Regions from separate parts of the Homo sapiens genome. Here region 2 is linked to region 1. Evidence: chromatin contacts called from ENCODE Hi-C data. All regions are on one chromosome and are shown on one strand. The core of a region is the stretch at or near the end of the contact, and the rest is flanking DNA. Distances in the headings are between cores, read along the strand shown.

The links. A loop is a pair of places that touch in the nucleus more often than their neighbours do. Pooled maps may share reads with other maps.
Region 2: a loop to region 1 is called in a map of psoas muscle, with 2.1 times the contacts of the local background. The contact joins two enhancer-like sites. A Hi-C loop is called at or near these places in 1 of 168 maps with a recorded cell type or tissue (psoas muscle) and 2 of 50 pooled maps.

Annotation. Positions count from the first base shown.
Region 1 is chr2:65,727,326-65,730,900 of GRCh38, forward strand. All of the region lies in intron 2 of LOC105369167 (a long non-coding RNA gene), which reads left to right. Among named protein-coding and RNA genes, the nearest start is that of LINC02934, 61 kb to the right of the region's middle. Within about 2 kb of position 1,651, at least 3 of the 41 ENCODE cell types and tissues checked have a DNase peak (open chromatin) inside an H3K27ac peak, as active enhancers do; they include psoas muscle, where a contact is called at or near this core.
Region 2 is chr2:66,299,721-66,303,295 of GRCh38, forward strand. No RefSeq gene overlaps it. Among named protein-coding and RNA genes, the nearest start is that of MIR4778, 57 kb to the right of the region's middle. Within about 2 kb of position 1,836, at least 10 of the 41 ENCODE cell types and tissues checked have a DNase peak (open chromatin) inside an H3K27ac peak, as active enhancers do; they include psoas muscle, where a contact is called at or near this core.

The sequences.
Region 1 (3,575 bases), core at 401-2,900:
TGGATTTCAAGGCATCTGACTTGGACTACTAATCATTTGAAACTGGGGTTTGTTTATGCCCTGAAAATGAAATGTTATTAGTCAAGTGAGGATGATTATTATTTTAGGTAATGCTATTCCTTAAAATATTTAGCTAAGTGACTTCATGGCTTTTAGGCAATTACATAATTTCTGCATTTTGTTTGTTTTTGAGCCTGGTTGTCTCTGAGTTCCTGTTTTGGTGCTAATCTTCAGTGTGTGTTTCTGAAAGTAACCATGATGACAGGAAGCATATTTTTCTGTATGCCTATGACTGGTGTCTGACTACCCTACTGGTACTAGAGATTAAAAGACACTTTCCTGTAATTAATATTTTCCCCTGTGTTTTGTCTGAAAGTCGTTAAGTTGAAGCTGGAATTATAGATGTGTGTACATCTCTCTTTAAGGAAACACACAAAACAAATGGGAATTTACCAAATGATATCATTCTCCACTGACTGGATTTATATATGACACTTCTTGAATGTACTTTTCTCATAATGTGGGGGCACACCTGCATTGGAAATAGCTTCTTTGAGAAATGTTAGATGTTGCAATTTGGTAATATCTTAAGTGTGAATTTGTGTGTGTGTGTGGGGGCAGGGGGGAAGGGAGGATAAGGAAGGATTCACAGTGTTCAGAAGAGGACTGATGAGGCTCCCTCCATGAGCAGGCTAGTAGCGCAAAGCCTAATCAACACTTCTGTGAGGAAGTTAGCAGCCTTCCTTCTGACCTGACTGCTTCCGCTTCTGGTGGTGGCAGCGCTGTCAAGCCTCATTACTGGAAAGTTCATCTTGTTAAATTTCCACTTAGAGCAGGGGATGTGTTAGAAGATAGCTCAGACTCTGTGGCCATTATGACATCAAACTCAGACAGTGACATTCCAAGTGGTAGTCAAGGAGTTTTGTTTCTAGCTTCATTGAAAAATGTGAACATTGGCTGGGCACGGTGGCTCACACCTGTAATCCCAGCACTTTGGGAGGCCGAGGTGGCTGGATCATTTGAGGTCAGGAGTTTGAGACCAGCCTGGCCAACATGGTAAAACCCTGTTTCCACTAAAAATAACAAAAACAATTTAGCTGGGCATGGTGGTACATGCCTGTATCCCAGCTACTTGGGAGGCTGAGGCAGGAGAATTGCTTGAACCTGGAAGGTGGAGGTTGAAGTGAGCTGAGATCGCACCACTGTACTCCAGCCTGGGCAGTGGAGTGAGACTTCTTCTCAAAAAAAGAAAGAAAAAAAAAAGAAATGTGAACATTAATAAACAACTTAAGAAGTCACTGTATCTGCATACTACTGGATTAGATTTAACAGACGCAATCTTGGCTGAATAATGAAAGGAGTTTGGCATGAGTTCCAGTGTCAAAGCAGAAGTAAAAGCAAAACCAGTGATGGGCATAGGCTTGAAATATAATATATTAATACACTCACCAGGTAGTGCTGCATTAATAAATAAACTCAGAAATCTTAGGGAGTGAAGGCAACAAAGGCTTATTTCTTGCTTGCATAAAGTCCTATATGGGTTAGGCGATTCTCTGGGCAGCACTCCCTCTGTCTTGTTATGCTGCCATCTCAACAGGTGGCCTCCAGGGTTGCCAAGGCAAAGGACTAGAGGTCACTTCCTTATGCTGTGGCCCAGGAGAAACTCATATGACTTCTGCATACATTTCACTGGCTATGACTAGTCACATAGTCATACCTAACTGCAAGAGACCTGGGGAGTGGAGACTTCCTGAGTGACAGGAGGAGAGAAGGGTATAGGTGAGCACTAGAAGCCTTTACCACACATAGGAAGCGAGTGTGTATGGTCAGCATGGAATCGGGAATGGCCAGAGTCTGATGTTATTAATATTCAGCATGAGATTAATTTATATTGAACCTAATAATATCTTAATACATTTGTAAAAATAAATCAGCCTCTTTGGTTACCTTCCTTGGCCACTGGCCATGCCTTAGTAGGATTATCTACTATTAACATCCGGGTTCCTTATTCCAGTCTGGCCCATCTGCCTAACGTCCTGGCATCCTCCCTGCCTTGCAAGGGTCATCCCTCACTCTGTTTGTGAAACCCATAGCTGCATGGCACAGGCGGTAAGGGTGTGGTGAGACCTTACCAGGGCATGCTTCTCAACACCAGGAAGTACTTTTCTGATGTCATTGTTCTAGACATGCTGACACAGGCCCTACATAAGCAGAGAGGGCCCCCACCTTCCTCTCTGGTGAACGTCTATTGCTTCTCTGTATAGTGTTGTTGGTTGAAAGAGTGGTTTTAGGAGATAGACTGTCTAGGTCCAAATCTCGTCTCTGTCATTAGCAAAGAATGAGACCCTGAGCAAGGGACTTAACTTCACTATGCCTCAGTTTCCTCATCTGTGGATATAATAATAACACCTTCCTGTTAGAGTTGTTGTGATGATTAAGTGAGTTAATACATGAAAAGTGCTTAGAATAGTGCCTGGTGAGTGGAAAGTGATTAAAAAACATCAGCTATGATCACTCTACTTCAAGACTCAGTTCAAATGTAACTGAAACTTCCCTAAACTTGCTTCTTTTCTGGGTGCCTTCAGCACTCAGCAAATGTCTCTGTTATAACATTTATCATGGTATATAATAATTGTTAATTTACCCATTCTTCTCTCTCGTTAGACTGTGATTACTCAAGGGCAATGTACTGCTCACCATTTACTCTAGTCCTTGACAGAGTGTCTGACATAGAAAATACATTACCAAATGTTTTCTGAATTGATGGGCAGAGCCAGGGTGGTAGAAATTGCTACAATTCACCAATATACAGTTCTTTTGTCCTTCCTGTGCACAAAGCAAAGCTATGTTTCCCAGCTCCCTATGCATCTAGATGAACCACATAACTGAGTTCTGGAATGTGAGCAGAAATGATGTGTGCCACTTTTCAGGCTTGTCATAAACTCAATGCACAACCTTCCATGAGCTCCTTCTCTCCCTTTCATTCAATTGGCTGGATATGGTAGCATTTTAAGATAGAACGAGCCCAAATCTCTGAGTCACCGCTTGGAAGAGAGGGACCTAGACTTTAAAATTGTGTCAAGCTTTTGAAATCTGAACCTGTTTGTTATAGCAGTGAGTGTATTTACCTGGCTAATAAAACAAGAATCTGGACACAACATTTTTTTCTGCAGGTTTCATGGCATGATATGGCTCAATCCACAGACAAAGGCTGCTGAGCCCAGAACAGCTTATTGGACGAGCCCCTATGAGAAGCAGAAATGTATAGAAGCAAACTGAACCCAAGGAAAGATTGGTGATACTTTGGGAGGGATGACAGAGGAAGGGGAAACACACTGTCCATCCCTGTCCCAGCAAGGAGCCAGCTCCCATTCGGCAGTCCCTCTGAACATCTAGGTAGCTTCCCCCTTCTTTCTGTCCAGTTGTGAGCAGCCACCAACTATGATGCCCCTCTTCCAGCAGGCTTTGCTTTCACATCACAAAGCATCATCCTGAGAAACAATTACAGTTCTTTTTAGAGTTCTGGTTCCTTCATAGGTACCTATTGTCCTAATAAATGGAATTCCTTGGAACAC
Region 2 (3,575 bases), core at 586-3,085, 570 kb after region 1:
GTGATGAGAGAAATGGGAGGGGAGCCAGCATGGGGAGGGTGACAGAAACTAAAGGGGGAGAAGGTTTGTGAAGGGTGTAGTCTACAGGGTCTAGGGATGATGAAGCAAAAGCTTCAGAGTTGTCAATGGAGGACAACTCCATTGGGAGGCATCAATGGAGAAACCGTATGTCAAAATGTTCCATAGCAGACTCAGATGACTATAGTTAGCAAAATGTGTCGTGTATTTCAAAGTAGCTAAAAGAGAGAATCTGAAATGTTCCCATCACATAGAAATGACAAAATGACACAAGGCAGTGGATACCCCAGATGCTCTGACTTAACATTACACATTCTATGCGTGTAACAAAATATCACATGTACCCCATAAATATGTAAAATATTATGTATCCATTTTTTAAAAGCCAGTTCTAGTGGATTATGGAGGACTTAGGGGATGAGCGAGAGACGAAAGGCTTTTACTGTCCTGTCTTAAGTCCCAGAGTTGATATCACCTGTTTCAGGGCCGGTGAAAAAACAGGAAGGATGTTTGTGAATTTAGAAATGTGTACTCTTGCACTGGGGTTTGGGAGGGGGTGTGTGAGCCAATGGGAATGCCTTAACTTAATGCAATGTCTTCTGAGAGGATTCAGCCAGATGACTAAGAAGCAAAGATAAAATGCATCAAGATTGCAGGAGAGGAAAGAGAAGAAAGGAAAAATAGGAGATATTCTGAACAGAAGTCCCCAACTATTTTTATTTTTTTTTAAATATCTGGAATGCTAATCATGGAATCAGCTGGAATGTTATCTCTAACTCACCTCTATCAGGAAACATTAAGGTTTACAAAATTGACATAACAGTTCTCATAGGAATCCCCTCTAGATGTCAACCTAGTGTGTGTGCCGTCATCTTTAAATGCTTTCCCATGTTTTCTGGCAAATGTTAAAAGCAGCTTGTGCCTCTCAGAAAGACCAACTGCCCCTGTGGGGACTAATTGCATAGACCTTGTGCATGACGAAGAGGGTGCTACTCGGGAATAAGAAGAGGGGCTTAATGAATCACAAAAGTACATAATTTATCAAATAAAAAGAGTATGACATTTCAGAGTAAATTCCATGGAAAATGAATGCACTGTGTTTCGATGAATCAGGCACTGAGAATATTTCCTTAGAAACCAAGTCCATATTTTCATTAAGAGAGAGAGAGTGCACACTCGAGTGAGAGAGAGAGAAAGTGGGAGAGAGAGAAGCTATGGGATTCAAGTGCACCAGTGAATTAACATCTTGTGGTAAAAATGCTGCCTGAGAAATTAAAATGATATTTGAAACATAAATCCCGAGTGCTAACAACTCTCGTTATAAGCACCCGCCAGAGTCAACAAGCAGAGTTTGTTTGCTAGGAGGTTGTTTCTGGAGGCCAATTCTTGAGTTCTCAAAAAACATCTGTGCAAACGCAGAGGGAATGCCACAGCAATAGAAGCCATCAGTGGTTAGGTGTGTTATAAATACATTATTACTTCATTGTAATGGCACACGGGCCCTGGCTAGACTGCAGAATGACCTCACCAGCTGTCAGCCCTTGAGTTACTCTCCTTGAATGAGCATTCAAGATACAGCAGCGACTCCGAGTCGGTACCGTGTAAACACAGAGGTAATCGTAAGAGAGGAACCAGGCACAAATTCATCAACATCTCACGAAAAAGCAGGGGGCCTTGGCCAAAACCCGAAAGACTGAGGGATTCTTCTGTCACACAAAAACACCGTTCAAGCCAGCCCTAAAGAACCTTTTTCATGGAACCTCCGAGCCAGCCATCCCCTGGGCTTTCTCACTCTGTCTTCCCTCGCAGAAAAAAAAAAAAAGGCCTCACGGCCCAAAAGAAGCAAGCCTCCTTCCAAGGAATCTATTCCCGTAGTGAAAACTCGGAAATGCAAGCTGAGGCTGGGTGGCAAGGGTCCGAAAGCAGCTGGGCTCCTGGCAGAGGTTCCCTGCACACACAGAAAACCAACGACTTGATTCAGAAGTAGGCTTCCCTCTGCAAGTGAAGAAAAACATTTTGAAGATAAGAAGACTGCCCGCAACTAAATGGAAAATGACGGTGGGGCCAAGAAGTGTCAGAAACCATGGAAAAAAAACAAAAAGGGGAAAAGAAGTGGATCACCTGGAGGGGGGCTGTCCTCACTTAGCTCAGGTTTCCACAGAGCTCTGGCCAGTCCTGAGCTGGAGACGGGTCATGGGCATGGTGTGTGTGTGCGCCGGCCTGGGAGTCAGGATGTCTGATAGGGGTTTAGGGTCCTTCCACGGCAGTTTCAGTGTGACCCTCCACCTCGCAATGTCCTTGGCTGTCCCTCACTGGCAAGGGTACGGGTGGAATTTGTTTTTAATGAATGGGGGCATGCATCAAGTGTGGCCATGAGAGAAGTTACGTGGATGTGTGCTATTAGCATGCTTTGGTGGGCAGTGGGGGAGGGAGAGGTAAAGTGGGATTTTATTTTCTCCAAATGCAAAAAGCAAAAGTAGCTTCAGCCTTGGCCCTTTGACTGACACAAGTATGTGTGTGGCTGTGGGTACAGAAACCCAGAAATTTCATTCCACTTTGTACCCAAGATTCTGAAGGAAACAACCAGACTGTAAGCCCCATGGGGACAGTGAATATGTAGGGAGTATTGATCATCTGTGTCTCCCCAGTCCTTAGTGGAGGCCTCAGCACATACAGAGTACTCAGGTAGTGTTTGCAGAATAAACGGATGAGTGATCTCAGTAGCCATGAATGTCCCATGTTTTAGGTTACATACCACACCTTGCTTAAGCACTACCACCGCTCCAGCACAGCTACCACCAGCAGCTCCTGTTGGTCAGCCTTTGTCTGTAAAGGCTTGTTGCAAACTGAGGCATGAGTTTTCAAAGATGAATGTGTTTGTGTTATAATCACTTGGGGGAAAATATCAGAATTTTATTCAAGGAAAACTTTGTGCTAATAATTTAGGAAAATATATAGTAAAAATTTCAGTTTAACACGTATTTTATTCCTTTATTCATCTGTTTACTCATTCTAGAAATACTGTGCTACACAGAATATTTAAAAACCAGAAAAAGTCGCTGCTTTCATGGAGCTTACATTTCAGTGGGAGAAGTGAATAATGAAAGAAGAAACATATATATATATGTTAAGGCTATATGTGTATATCATTATGGAGTAAAAATGACTTCTATGAAGAAAAATTAAGCAGGGTAAGTGGATAGAGAGTGACAAAGCATGCCACTTTGCATAGGATAATCAGGGAAGTCCTCTATGGAGAGAGAACATTTGACCTAAGATTTGAAGGAAATGAGAAATTAAGCCCTGCAGAATTTTGGAGTTTCCTTAGGGAAGAAAATTCCCAAAGGAAGGGTATAAAGGCCCTGAGGTGAGTACCCAGTCACCAAGACGCAGAGGGATACTGCTTATACTTCATCTCTCCAAGCCCCCCAACCCAGTCCAGGTTTCCAGGCAAGGTGACAAAAGCCATACTTCTCCCTGCATTTACTTCATTTCTCTCCCTTCCTTGTGTGCCCCCACCCCACCCACCCACACATACATACACACAGCACCCTTTT